Regions from separate parts of the Homo sapiens genome. Here region 1 is linked to region 2. A link is a loop called in an ENCODE intact Hi-C map of the cell type or tissue named here. Cell type or tissue: endothelial cell of umbilical vein. All regions are shown on one strand.

Region 1 (8,000 bases), 450 kb before region 2:
TGTATTATATATTTATATATAATATATATTTGAGACTCTCAAATATATATTATATATAAACATGTAATATATATTTGAAACTCAAATATATATTTATATGTAAATATATAAAATTATATTTTATAAAATATATAATATATATAAAATATATATAATGTATATTTTAAATATTACATATATATTTAAGAAATACTTGTAAGCCTATGGGGTGCATCTCTACCTCATGTCATGGGTATATATATATATATGTGTGTGTATATATATATCCATCTAGTCTTTTCAACATAAATCATTTTAACATAACATAAATCATTTCAACAAAAATCATTTTATACCCACAAGTGGGATTTGAGGTACGGAGGGTCACAAAACCATATTTGACTGTTCTCTTGAAAGTACTACCACATAGGTGACTTACCCTGTCTCTTTGTGGGGGTGCAGTTGTTAACCCACTGTTTAGTCCTAAGTCCTTGAGTACACAAACAATTCAAGACAGAAAACTCCCACTTTAATGGAACGTGCAACTTTAGGAGACAAAAAAAAAAAAAAAGCCTACAGAAGAAAAGAGAAGGAATGAATTAGGAATAATATTTTTAAAAGTGTAAAATCCTGAATATTTATAATAAAGACACCAAAATACCAAAGCTATATATTAACCGAGCATTAAACCCCTGTAAAGGAAATTTGTAAATCCCTGTAAAATCTATTGGAAGAGGACCTGAAGAAATGGAAGAGGGAAACAAAGGACAAATGATTAGGACAATAGGACTGGGAATCAATTTATTACAAATAACAGGTATACAAAGAATTGATGGCCAACCCTAAATTGGCATACATATAGCATATTTTTAAATGTTTTATGCTTAATTTAACTTTTAGATTGAATTAGTGGTACTTTGTCTATAGGGAAATTGATATTCTCAAACAAATTTGTCTTTTGTTACAATTCCAATTAAGAACTATTGACATTGGTTACTTACAATGACATATGGATGAACCTAAACAGAAAACAGGTTATTAGGTTGATGTCTGGAGAGGGATAGAGTGCTTCTGATTGGGTCTACCTTAACTCATAGTTTTTGGTGGACAGAGGAATGTTGAAGATTATAAAATTGATGTCCTGGAAATGGTTGCAAGACAATATTTGAATTGGATTTAATTTTTAACCAAATTTAAAGTGCTATTTTTTACAACTTCAATTGTTGTTTTCTTTTATGTTTATCATAATCTGCACATCCTTAGTCACATATTTCATTTCAAGAACCTTGAAATAGTCATTAGGTCTTACTTCTTTCCTGCATACACATACACACACAAACCCAATTCCTTTTCTTTCAGTAAGGTTCCCAGTTGATGGACTTATTCTCTGATTTTTTTTTTTTTTTTTTTTTTTTTTTTTTTTTTGGTCAGTGCTCTTACTGTGCTTGCCAATTTAACTGCCGAGGGTTAGCAGGCTGACAACTTCGTAATAATCAGCATCTATTCCATTTCCATTTTATACTCAAGGTCTATTGTTGCCAATTCATTCAAGAAGGTGTTTTTATTTAAGAGGTGCTTAAGTGCTGGCTTCTGTGCTCTGTGAATGCAGTCCTCATAGGGAATAATACTGTAGAATGGTTCATTCTATGTGACTCCAAGCTACTGTGATGCTCTTGTCTATTTCTATTGCAGATTCAACACAGAATTTTCTTTCCTCTAATGTAACAATTGTTTATCTGGCTTGTATTGTTCTCTAGCACCTTTAAGTTACGATGCGGGATTCGGGGGAAGACTATGACAAAGCTTTGCCATCAAGAAACTCCAAATATATTTGGGGCTTGAGAATTGTAATACATACTAGAGAATCATGTACATAACACATGGCTAAATGTAATGATATGTGGTATAAGTATTTAATTTTTCAGGAAGGATAATTATTGAAGGTTTTGTATATGTCAGTATATTGTTTATTCTCAGCCTCACATTAGACACGTATTTTTTATCACAGCTGTGTACATTTTATACTACACTTTTCCTTCACTTCAGAATATATAGAAAATACGTTTTTGAGTTAAGTGCCTACATCCAGCTTTCTATATCATCAGAAACACTTCTCAAATAGATTGCCAAAATGGTCAATGATTATCAGTGTAAGTTAAACTGAATAAATCTTTAGACCCCTCTGATCATGAAAAATTCCAGATTTCTGCAGCCCTTCTCGCCACATTCTTGGCATGCTATTGGTATTTGCACTTAATACAAGAAACTAGTCCTTGAGTATTTATTATTTGACCTCATATTCATTCCTCTTATCAAGTTCCTGAAGGTTTCTCTTTTATCCTTTATGTTCATCAGGGATTCTGCATAGTAAAAACTCCAACATCTTCTTGATCCCAATATTGAGTTGGTATCGGGAAATACAAATAATTTTGTTGTTTTTTTCTCTCCAACACTTGGAGGGTTCTTACTGTTAAATGCAAAATGGGTAATGCTGGAATATTAGAAACCTGAAGAAATGTAATTATTCATTTTATTACTTTACCAAGAGACTACTGAAATACATGTTCTCCTGCTTACTTGTCTATTGTTACTAGCAGGGTCTTTTCTCTGGACTTCTTTAGTGGCATCTCCACACCTACGAATCTATTCCTTATTGTGCTTACCTGGTAATTTTGAAACACTTATATGCCCACATCATGTACCTGATCAGAAATTTCAATGGCTTCCCAGTGCTTACAGGAAGAAGCTAATGTCCTTAGCACAATATTCACATTCCTTCAGCATCAAATAGACATTATTTTATTATATTGCCCTCTTAATACACGTTGAACTATAATTACATTGCATAATCTGCTGTTTCTCTGAACTTTTCACAATCTCTTCTACCTCCATGCCTTGACTCATTCTGTTCTGTAGGTTTAAAATGGCCATTTCCTACCTGGCTACCTAAAGAGATCCTAGTAATTCTTCAAAATCCAAGTCAGCTTCTACTGCCCTCATTCTTTCCTTCTGCGAAATTTTCTTTTTCATGTACTCACATTTTATTTTGTTTATATTCATATTAGATAATTTATCACAATCTGACTCATATCATTGTTAGATGTGAGGGTTCTCCTTTGCTCAGTAGTGAGCTCTTTGATTACCTGAATGGTGATACCTTAAGAACCTATCAGTGTCTTATACTCAGTACCTTGTACTCAGTGTTGCACTGGAATTCATTTATTTTATTAAAATATGGTGATTCATGGAGCATCCATATTAACATCTTTTCTATCTCTTTCTAATGTTGTTTCTTGGAACACAAAGGTCTTTGTGTGCTTAGCTTCAACTACCATCACTGTGAACTAATGAAGTGATTATTTTAAAAGATTATAAGCTTTTTGAAGACAGAAATGATCTCTTTTATCTTTGTACGCTGATGTTTTTAGAACAGAAATCATTTGCAAATGGAGTTATTATGCAGAAGAGATTTAAAAAATAATATGCTTGAGCTTGCATACTCACTGACAGAACACAGTAAGTATCTCAGCTAAGTAACCTTTCTTACTGAGTAACTTCCTTGACCTTGAAAACTACTTTTTATTGAAACATCATGGCATGGTGGAAGAAATATGAACTTCTTATGAGAATATATCCAGCCCCAATCTCAGCTTAAACATGTTAAACTTTAACTTGTTTTAACAAATATAATCATATTTAGGCATATGTCTTGCCACTGGGTTTTAAATACTACATTGTAGATATTTATCCTTACCAATGCATGTAAAATGACCTAATCGTATGTGCAACTGCAGAACATTCAAAAGCATGGATATAACAGACTTATTTAAAGATTTTTCTAAGGAGGAAGCCACTATAACGTAGTGGCTAACATCTTTGGTTAGATTTAGGCTTTAAACCTTTTAAGCCTTGCTACATCACTTCCAAATTATGTGACACTTTTACTAAGTCCTGATATATGAGACCATAGTATTTAGAAAATGGTTAAGAATCATTAATGCTAGAAAATATGCTTAGCAACAGAAACTTTAGCTCTTTTATGAGTGTAAAGAATACCACCAGCAGGTGGCAGCAACTTTGAGTGATGGTCATAAACACCAAGAATGGTGCTCTGTTAATTACAGGTGGTTCATGGTGCAAATAAAAATAAGCGACCTGGCTAATAGTATATCCTGGAAGTACTTCTACTATTAGAGTTGCATTACATTTTTACATGTTGCATAATATTAAATAAAAATGAAATATTTGTCACACCTAATGGAAATAGATTCAGATGTTTGCAATGATCCAGATTAAGTCAAAACTTGTAAACAGATATTCATGAAATAGTTTATGGCTTAATTCTGAATATAAAATTATTTAATTCTGTTATTTGCTCTCTACATGTTAATGATGAAGGAAAGCATGACAAAAAATGACAACGAAGGCAGTTATAGTTTAACTTGGAAAGGCAGAGTGCTTCCCAAAGAATTTCTACAGCACAATTGGTTAATGATGGATAAAAAGAACTCTGTCTCTAATTTCTAATTGCCCACGTTTATTTCCTGGCTCTATCAGTTATTAATTATGTGGCTTAAGTGCCAGATTTCTTCATTTGTGAAGTAGGAATAACAATAATATTGACTTCATAATGTTGTAAAGATTAAATGAGATGACTATGAATTGTTAGCAGTACCAGGAATATAGTAGGCACTCAATATATTAGTAGGCGATGTAGCAATTATCTTTTGTAACATGGTCTTAAGCTTTATTTTTAATTTTTCTACTAAATATCTATTCCAACATCTCTTTGAAATCTATAGTACAGAGTCAGTCTCACTGTTTCCTAAATTTTATACTTAAAAATCAAAGGAAGAAGAAAATATTTAAGGTGAAAATCCAGATACAAATTTATTTACAACAGTGATAAATGTAGAAGTCATAGGATGTTCTCATAGGTAAGAGCAACATCCCAAGTACAATTATTAACTTTGTTCCATCAAATAGATCTGACAAGTGTCTAAGATACTTATGATTTTCTAGGCTACTAAAAAATATAGGATTTACATCATCCATTTTTAAAAGCTCTTATTTTACTGTTTTTCTCTACCTTGTGCCACACATTTTACACTGATATATATATTTATATCTCACCTTGTTGCAAAAACAAAAAGAAATTAACCATATTGATTATTTGCAGTTATTTTGGCCTATTTACAGTGTCCTTTTTTTCTATATGTAATTCATATATATATGTAAAGTTAAAGATCAGTAAAAACTTCTTAATATATAATAGATGTTTTTCAAATGAATATACATCTTTAATTTTCCATTTGTGTAATTTAATATTGCTTTTTTTTTTTTTTTTGAGATGGAGTCTCGCTCTGTCTCCCAGGCTGGAGTACAATAGCGCAATCTCGGCTCACTGCAACCTCCGCCTCCCAGGTTCAAGAGATTCTTCTGCCTCAGTCTCCCTAGTAGCTGGGATTACAGGCGCGCACCACCATGCCCAGCTAATTTTTGTATTTTTAGTAGAGACAGGGTTTCACCATGTTGGCCTGGCTGGTCTCGAACTCCTGACCTTAGGTGATCTGCCCGCCTCAGCCTCCCAAAGTGCTGGGATTATGGGTGTGAGCCAACGTGCCCAGCCAATATGGCTTTTAATTGTACCTTTGTAGTGTGCACATTTTTTCCTACTATAGCCTAGGAGGGCTTTACACACATGTAAAGCCCCATGGGGTTTTATATTTCAAAGCTAAATTCACATCTATATAAATAAATAAGCTATATGAAATATCTAGGCAATCAGTCTAGGAAAATAGATTGCTGTAAACAATTCTCTTCCAAAGGCATTGCCTCAGTATTCACTGAAATGTACTTATGCTAAATCACAGTGTAATTCTAAAAACTGTGAATTGTAGGCATGGTATTTGAAAGAATCAAATAGTTCTGGTATCTGAGTAAACAAATTTTGAATCACGTGCCTGTACACATTTCAACTATAATGCAATTATTTATGTTCAAAGTTATTTCTAAATGTCTCTATCTGTGATTTGTGAAACTATTACAATACAACGAGTGAGATATGGGAAGAACTCTCCTAACTGAAAGGGGAAATATGAAATGATCTTAATTCTACCTTCTCAAGAGCCATGTGAGCTTTTCCAGAGCATTTTAACTTCTGAGCTTCTATTTACTCATATGTAAAATTGGGGCTGTAAAAAGACCTAAACTCATTGAGTTTTTGTGCAGATTTAATGAAATAATAAGCTGCCAAGCACAAGATCTGCTGCATAGACATCATCAATTCATGATAGGGATTTTCATTTTTATGGAAGGCTTTATGCCATTTAAACATTTTCTTTCTGAGTATGCTTCACCCAAAGGTACCACTGAGATCCCTGCCTCTCCACTTAACCATGTGTGATTATACATTCATACTCACTTCTATGTCATATTCTGTAGAAATAACTCTAGACACAAAGTCTAAAACTTAAGCTTTTGAGTCTGAATGCCATGTTTAGTAGCTGTTTGAATTTAAACAAACATTCAAGCTTTCTGAGCCCTCTGTCTTTATGTTTAAACAAAGGGAAGTGATACTTAAGTCAGTGAAATAATGGAGGATGTAATCCCAATCCGGTTGAAACGGCTCCATTGTCTCAGGTATATGCCCTGGTTCTTTGTCATAGTTGAGAAAGAATTCAGGACACGGACACACAGGAAGAGTGGGTTTAGGAGCAGAAAGTTTAATAGACAAAAAGAAGACAGAGAAAAGGCTTCCGCATGCAGAGAAAGCTGGTAGCCCGAGAGAGGGTCTCCGGTTTGCGGCAGAATGCAATCGATTTCCTACAGAGGTTTGAGGAGGCAGTGATTGATTTACATAGGTCCTAGGGGATGGGTTTGACCAGGTATGCCATTTATATAGCCGAGAAAAGACTGGCCCTCCCACCCTAGTCTTTTATTATGCAAATGTGGCCTCTACCAGGCGTGGCCATAATGCCTGTACATGTGGTTTTCCCTGGAGGCTGCCATGACACCATAAACGTGGTGACAAGGAAGAGAGTGAGAACTGCCATATTGAATGTACCTGGCTTCCAGGTACAGCTGCTGGCATTTACATATAAAAGCTCCTAGTTTGCATATCTATCAGGCTGCTTCCTGTTAGCGAAAAAATGGTTTGGGGCTGCGTTTTATTAAAGGAAAATTCCACCAATAACTTTTACCCTTTCAAGCTGACTAAAAATAATTTCTTAATAACTCCTGTATTATGGTCATGTTGTGAAAATCATTCGTAAACTATCATCACCTACTCTGATTTCTTACTGTTCACTCTGCAATAAGGTTCAGAGAATGCAAAGGCCTTTTGTGACCTATTAATGAGCCTTTTGAGTCAGGGAAGTGGCAGCAATTGTCCACTAATATTTCAATTTCTTATGGACAAAAGATATTTTTTTACCTGCTTTATCTATTTGGCATTCTGTTTACTATATTATCACAAAATAAGGTCCTGTGGATGTAAAATAAATGGAATACCTTTATCAGAAGAGAGAAACCAAGGCATGTAAAGCTTGTGATTTTCCCCGAGTTAGACACCAAATTAATTAGTAGCAAGCAAAGAAGTAAATACTCAACATTCTTCCCTTCCCTTTCCTGCTCATCTAAAAAGATATACAATTTATATTCCACAGTGGGTGATCACACCTGCATGCACAATGGAACCCCTTCTGGTGTTTTCCAAGGGCTAAAGAAATAAAACAGTACTACAGGGAAGTAACACACCTGTGTGGTTTTGGCGAGGACCACTATGTATTGTAACTGGCCAAATATTTACAAATAAGAGGATTCTGAAGATAATTTTATATAAAAAGCAACCAAAAAAAATTCTACACATTTAACTCAAGTTGATTGTGCTACATGGCTGCTGTACTAACAAATAAGAATACAAGAAAACAGTCAGATCCTGTTTCACCTTCCTGAAATACCTGCAGTAACTGAGATATGAATTCTTTAAAAAGAGGACAGAATTTTGTTGGTTTTCTTAT
Region 2 (8,000 bases):
GCTAACTGAAAAAGTGTCTTTTGGCTGAAGTCAGTAGATTTGGTGAGATTTTGTTGTTTTTTAAATGTATTGCATATTCTTGAAGTATAGATTAACATGGCTTGAATTTACTCTTGGTTGGTTTTCATAAAACATTCATCTTGGGGTAGCCAGAATTTCACAAGCCATACATAAAATGAAACAGTAAGTAAATGATCATGGACAAAATATTTTATCCATATAGATAATATTTTTACTCAAAATTGTATTTTAAAATAAAACTTAAGATTTTATTCAAATAAATACTACATTTCTAATGTATCTTACTTCCTAAGGACTAAAAATTAATAAAGAAGCACAAACACAAGGATCGGGTAAAAGGCTAGAAACCTCCATGAATGTTTCCTCCTATAATTAATTTTACTGCTGTTTAGAAGCTGAGTAACCAACAAATTGTTGCAGCCACAAAATATTCTTAATTTTGAAATCAAATGTTTCTCAAAATGTTCAAAGAAGACTAGAGAGAGTATACTGTCTTTTCAGTGCCACAAAGTTATCTGAATTATCCTTATCTCTTAGAGTTAATATTTTATGGTAACTTGACAAATGTATATTTGTCTTACGATCTTGTTATAGTAAGCTATCTCTGAAAAATGCAAATATTGTATAGTTCATCATAAATATCATTTCTGTTTTGCAGAAATGGGGATGGGATATATGATGTTCCTACAACTTAAAAATATACTGTAATAAGTTTCCATGATTTATGAGCTTTACATTACCATAATTTAAGAATGCTGATGTGAAATAAAACATATCAGTTTATATTACATCTTTTATTATCCCAGCCTAATATCCTTTAGCACTCGATTTGAAAGAAAAACATTGCTTGCCATGCAATAGTTATAGTATAATATGCTTGCTTAAGTTCCTTCCATGAGGATGATTTATTTAGTGAAATTATGAATAATATAAACCATTGAAAATATTATAAAGCAGTGTGAATTCCAACTTAATGTAAATATTGATACTTCTTTGGTATATTATTAATATTTTAAATGGTTTAAATATTCAAGCACTTGAAAGAATAAATGAATTAACACGGCAAAGTAAAGAAAAATTTAAGGCTTAATAACATATTACGTTTTGCTATTTAAATTTCTAAATTACATTCTGATTTTCAAAACTGAAACATTAATGAATGTGAAAAATTAGGAACAAATGCCACTTGTGTAAACATTTGTTTTACTCTGGCAATCTTAACACAAATGTCTGGAAATAATATAGTGCTGAAAAGGCTTCTAAACGTAGTGCCTTCAGAAGAGACTCTCATCATCTCTCTCTGCCATTGACTTGCTGTATGCTGAGGTGCTATTAAGTACATACAATTTGATTAATTTGTTAATAAAGGCAAATGTGAAAATCTTGTCTGTAATTATGAACATAGCCCTGGGAGTTTGAAAAAATGTTCATATATTCAGAACCCCTGGTATGACCTCATCTGAAGCTCTTACTGCACTAAGCATTTTTATTTTGTCTTATAGTTATTTTTATATATATTCCATCTCTCCATCAAATTATAAGTTCTTTAAAAAGACAGGATCTATGTCTGATTAGTTATTTTATTTCCCATATCACCAAGCACAGCACCTGCTATTTAATAAGCAAGGAGTAAATCTTTAGTGAATAAATGAATTAAACATTGAGTAAATGAATGGATGGATTAATGAATAAATAAATGAGTGAATGAGTTTTAGCTGTAGAATTTGTACTTGTAACCTCTACAGATACAAGGCAATATGACTGTAATTACAAATAGCACATTGTTAGCTTACTCTGAAACAGACCCTATTCTTATTTTTTATATAAACTTGTTCATTTAATTCTCACAAAATCCAAAGAGCTAGATTCTGTAATTCTCCTCTTCTAGAAAAGGAAACTTAGAGAATATAAATGTGGCTGAAGCCAAATGGTTAGTGACAAAGCAAAACCTTAAACCCTGACAATCTGGCTTCAGATTCTAAGCTTTTATCTACAATGCCTACACCCGGCAAAGCACGGCACTAGATGTTGGAAAGAAAAGGGTGAGTAGGACTGGAACCCCATCCTGAAGGAGTTCTCAGATGAGTGAGAAGTGAGAAACAGTCAAGCAAGCAACGATAATGCAATAAGGTCAGTGGTACCATAATGGGGCAGAGAAGGTGCTCTTACTATAGTCTCAAGGGTCATGAAAGAACTTTTATCTAGAGTAGCCAATACCACTATCTGAATTATATCTAAGGTACAACTCAAAACATCATCTTAGCAATGACTATCTCACTTTCTGGGGCAGAACTTTGCAGGAGCTCATTCAACAACAATCATGTGCACAAAGTATAGTGACACAAAAAAGAGAATGATCAACTCAGTCAGTCTCAAGGACTCAGGGAAAAATATAAAGGAGATGCCCCTTGAGGTAAAGGTGATTAGGATGAGCCTGGGTGTGGGAATGGTGATGGAAGAAAGAGAGAGGCAAGCACTCTAGTGTTGAACCGCTCATGTAAAGACATGGCAGTATGAAACAATTCAATACATTTGAAGACACAATAGTACTTTAAAATGGCTAGAATAAAAGGTAGAAGGAGAGTATTGAGAGATGAGGGTAGACAAGTTGACACGATGAAGATGAGAGAGTTGAAATGAGTTTTGGCTGTATCCTGGTTTTGGAGAGTTACGGAAGGATTTTAACAAGGGAATGATACAAACAGATTTGGTTTCCAAAAGACACTCTTAGGCATTGTGGACTGCTAAACCCAGTATTAAACTTTTAATTCTAAAGGCAAAATAGCAATAATAGTAATAGCACCAAAAAGAGTAGCAGAGGTGAGAGAGTTGAGAGCTAATTAGGAGATAGCCATTAATGACCAAATCTGGCAAGAAAAGGAAGGGAGTTGCAAGGATCTAGATAACTGCTAATGTTTAGTTTGCATGAAATTAGCCAGAATAAGTACATAAGAAAAGAATTAAGGTTTTTAGATTTTAAAAGGAGGTAGAAATTAAAAGAAAAAATTAGGTCATTTCTAGATATTTTTAGTTTGAGGCAATGTCTAATAGGTAGCTGGGTATAAAGTCCAGAATGGAGACATAGATTTAAAGTTATCAGAATGGAGGTGATAGTTTCAGCCATGAGAGTAAATGAGACTTCTCATAGAAGCCATGTAGAGTGATAAGATTACCAAGAACAGAAATCCAAGTAAAATTAGCATCGAGTGAGCCTAGGAAGAGAAGCATCCTGCAGAAGCAAGCAAATTCAGTGTGGATGGAGATGCCTGAGGAGGGTCAGCACTGTGGAGTGCTGTGAAAGCTGTGAGAGCAGCCCATTTTAGGAAGAATGAAGAGTCAGCACTGTCCTGTGCTACGTCTACTCAGGGAACATCTGAAAATCAACCACTGTCTCTGACATTTGGGCAGTTAGTTACTGGTGACCTTTGCCAGAGCAGTTTCTGTGTAAAACTGAGAGTAGAAGCCAGATTTCTGTGGATTAAGGTTAAATAAATAGATGAGGAAATAGAGACATGGATAATAAATTGCGCTTTTCAGAGGTTAGGCTATGAAAAGAAGAAGACAAGGCTGATGTTATGCCTTTATGTCTAGCTGCTGGTCTGATTAGGATTGCTTTCTGATTAATAGGCCCAATGGCTGTGTGTATATGAGCAGCTCCCTGATCCGCAAAGATACAACACCCTAACATTTGATGAACTATACTATAGTGAACTTGCAATGTTTTCTGTTTTTCTGCAAGTCTCCATCATTTTCAGCTTGTTTGCCTCTTTCTCAAATCTTCTTTGGGTGCGAGGGAAATAAGCAAAAGTTTTGATTTAACATGAAGACAACTTAAACCCCTTTATCTTCCATGGCCTGTAGGCTTTAGGCAGTAATTGTAAGAGGACCTATAATTTTAAGTAGAGGTTTTAGTAATTTCATCAATAGAATTACTTTAAATTACTTAAGGTAAAAATGTATGTTTTCTAAAATAAAGAGAAAGCAAACTTTATGGTGGAAAAACTACAGGAAAGCTAGTATACAATGAAGATCCCTCATCCTCTAGATTCTCTGTCCAAAAATTCCTGAAAGATTTCTATGTTGTAAAAAGTACAAAATTGGAAGGGAAGAGAAGGAAAGGCAGAGAGAATATTGTGCAGATCACTGTATATTAGCCCTCAGGAATGAAGTGCTTTAACAAAATTTATAATGGATGACAGTATGCCAACTATTCATAGCAAAATTCTTATTAAATAAAAAATTGGGGATTCAAAGATATTTGTTATTTTATTGTTATTTTTCAGTGCGTTTTTTGCTTCCTGAACATGAGCAACTAAAAAAATGTTTCTTCCAAGTCTGTTTTTTAAAGACTATGAACTGAGTGGTCCCATCCTGCCATCTATGGGTTCAATTCATCAAATGTATGCTATCACTTTAGTGGGAATTCAGTAATCAGTAAAACATAGTTATTTCTATAAGTAAAACATGTTGTACACGCTTTGTTTCTCACTTCCACAAAAGTACAAATATTTATTATAAGACACGTATTCAAAGACTTGCCATCTAAAGGGAAATAGAATTAATTAAGATGGAAGAAAGCTGCATAAGCAAAGTGCTTAGAATTTACACAGCCTTAGTTTAATACAACCCTCTCCTGAGACCTAATATATGGAAATATTTGGTACAAATTGAGTCTCACTATTGATGAAGACTCATTGCTTAGAGTCCCAAAATAGGTAATGATAATATTGCTATGATGTGTGGATGCTAAACTCCCATCTCAGGTGTACCTAAAAATATAGTGTCAAATCCTTTACTGTAGTATAGGTTCTACAAGTCCTAATGATGCTATAGGGATATCTGTGTGTGTGTGTGTGTGTGTGTGTGCATGTGTGTGTGTGTGTGTACTCGTGTATGCATTTATTCAAAGTAACAAAGCATTTGTCTCAGAAATATTACACATAACACATTCAAAGGACCGATCAAAACTGTCTTTTCCCTGCCTTAGCAGCCTTGTGGAGACAATAATGAAGTCCCAATTTTAAATGCTTTATGCAGTCAGGGCTTTTTAACTTTCTGGAATGTCTCCTTTCATATCAGAGAAAATTTCTTCCCAGCCTGTTTAATGTGATGGGCTTCTTTTCTTTTCAGATAAAAAAGAAGTCAGTAGCTAGTATCCAAAAGGAAATGGAAGAGTCTACTGGAGAAAGTAAGAGAGAGTAATGTAACTGTTTTTCCCTGGTTAGATTCAACCGATGCAAGCGAACAGTACCTTTCAACTGATTTGTTGAATATGAAACTAGCTGTGTCCTTGCAAGTAATATTTCAGCTCTCTGCTTGCTTCAGATGTTCCCACATGCCAGTAAGCAACTGTATGGGCTCTGTTACTTTTACCTATTATAATGAACCCTGAAAGGTGATACCACAGATGTGAATGACTCCCATTTTAGATAGAAATTTATCTCTCCTCTTGCAACTTAAAGGAGATGGGGTTTTCATTTTGGTTGAAAGAGGCAGTAATAAATTTAGACTTGGTGATTATTGAAGACAGAGTGCTGTGTGAGACAACCTGCTTTATCCTCGCAGCTTTGAGATGTTAATGAGAAGGCTTTCCTTGGTGCTCTGGTAATAAATATTTGACAAAAATTAGGTTTGCAGTTGTAGGCAGAATTTGATCCAGCTACACAGGCCTATCAAGTCGTTCTCTACCAAACAAAAATAACACACACAGACATAATCATCACATAAGTCATGAAAGTATACAAATTTGCTGAAGTGTAGTATGAGTAAAGCAAGAGAATATTTTACCTCTTCAATCTCATACCTGGAACATGTATGTATTTTCAAGAAGATAGACACCAAATGGTCATTTAGTGGCATATGGGAGAGACGATAACCAGCAGGCTGAAGCAGTCAGAGTGACTGTTGAAGTTTATGGTGCTCCAGGTCACCAAATTGCCTCTAGTGAAAACCACATATCAGTTAGCGGAGCTTTAGTTACGTTTGTCAATTGACAGAAATTGGAGCTAGAAGATGTCTCAGATTTTACATAGTCAATTCTTCCAACTTTCTTAAGCAATGAAACCCTTTATTCCTCCAAATAAAACCTATGCAAACTCTTAATGTATAACAAAGATAAAACTGGAGTTAGTTTGGTTAAGTTGGAGACAAATCTTATTTTCCTACCCATCACATTACATAGCGGCCTTGAAGCCTCTCAAGGTGTCATACAGTTCCAAATAATTTGTTTTGAAAACTTCTTGTCTAAACCAGTTTTTTCACTTTATAGGTGAGGAAACTGAAACCCAAATAGGATGAGTCAGAGACCAAAGTCAAGCAACATAACTAGGGCTAGAATTTCGTTTTTACTACCCTTGTTCCAGTGCTTTTCCCACTACACAGGTGGAACACCAAAAGCTTTGAATCGAGCAGATCCAAGTTAAAACTATAATCCTTCATGAAGGATTGTAGATACTTTAGTCACCTGACCTATAAAATAGGGGAAAATAAATTATTTTTATAGGATTATTGTGAAGATTAAATGAGAGGACATGCAAAATGGCCAATACACTACTAGTCTAAAACAAGTGCCTATTAAATGCTGGTTTCCTCTTCTGTCCTTCTCATGTATAATTCAAATGTTGAAGGGTAAACACAGGCAAGCACAGATCTATATAACCTGAATAACTGTGTAACTTTATTTCACTGGATAGACAAATTAGCAGCACTGGTCCTTTGATTCATTTGTTAATGCACTATGTATATCATTATGATATTGTCCTTTTTATTACAATTATTAATTAAATCAGCCATGCACATAAGCATTCACTTGTAATGAGTAAAAAAAAAAAAAAAAAAAAAAAGATGGAGAGGTTGTACAAGATTAATTACTCTACTGATGTGTTTCTCCCAGATTGAGGCAATTTGACAGTGGCATCTTCAAGCTACTGGTACAGCACATACATTTCCCACAGCTGACAAAGGGTCAGTAAATTTGGAAGGGAAAGGAAGCTTTGGTATTTGGTGTTGTCATTGATCAGCCTTGAAATATGGCTTGCTTATGAGGATTAGGTACCAAAAACACATAGAAAAATAAATTAGAGTTTCCAATTTAATCACAAAATTTTACTAGAAGCCCTACCCTTGGAGTCAAACTGGCCTTAAATTGGAGAGCTCCATAGCAATTTACTGCCTGGCCTCAGCATACCAATTTATAATATGAGGGGACTAGACTAACTAGTCTCCATGTTACCTTTCAGCTGTAATGTTTTCAGATCCTAAGAAATCTATGCATGTTTAAAAGATAGTATGTATTGATTGATTGTTATTTTTTAAAGTTAAACTTACTCCTTAACAAAGTAGAAGTGCTGCCAATATTTTTACCTTCTGTATATTTTTGTTATTGAACTCAAAATTATTTTTATTCGACAAAAAAATGCATCTTAATGTGCTTGTCTCTGTAGTGAGTTTCCATAAAACTTAGCTCAAGAGCACTGCTGGCCTAATCATTTTGTCATCTCTACACAGAATTTTACTCTCCAGAGAAATTTCCTTTATGTTCACAGTTGCAACAACCTTGGCCAGTAACCTATGAAAAAGGCACTAGAATAGACATTCTTGCTTGCTATTTTATTTCACACAGCTCTAATCCTATAACTAATTAGGCCAAAATGTGACTTGAGTATATGGCGTTGTGACTATTAGGACTTTGTAAAAATGAAAACATGCCAACATTTCCAGTCAAAAGAAAACAGATTAACAGAGTCTTTCTTCAGTATGACTTTCCTGATCTTTTCTCTTACAAAGCCTTTTGGAGGTCCTGTGAGATATTTCTTTCCCAGCACTTCTGAGAAGTTTCTTGGAGCATACTTATCAAGCGTGCACTGTGTTCCCTGTAATTTTGACTCCATCTAAAGTGGGATCCAATGGTTTGAGCACGTAATAAGGTGGCAAAGTCTGGGCCACTGTATCATCTTCGCTTCTGTGCTGTGATTTCTTTC

What was found. Peaks named below come from ENCODE experiments on the same cell type or tissue, not always from the same donor. Only the 100,000 strongest peaks of a DNase experiment are listed, where the experiment ranks them.
Region 1: a loop joins it to region 2, with 18 times the contacts of the local background. A loop is called at or near these places in 47 of 110 quality-filtered maps.

What each region holds. Positions count from the first base shown.
Region 1 is chr1:72,033,982-72,041,981 of GRCh38, reverse strand. All of the region lies in intron 1 of NEGR1 (neuronal growth regulator 1), which reads left to right. Among named protein-coding and RNA genes, the nearest start is that of NEGR1-IT1, 200 kb to the right of the region's middle. In endothelial cell of umbilical vein, a CTCF peak has its summit at 4,025 (motif pointing right); a DNase peak (open chromatin) is centred at 4,051.
Region 2 is chr1:71,584,552-71,592,551 of GRCh38, reverse strand. All of the region lies in intron 6 of NEGR1 (neuronal growth regulator 1), which reads left to right. Among named protein-coding and RNA genes, the nearest start is that of NEGR1-IT1, 250 kb to the left of the region's middle. In endothelial cell of umbilical vein, no CTCF peak of the experiment used is centred here; a DNase peak (open chromatin) is centred at 4,391.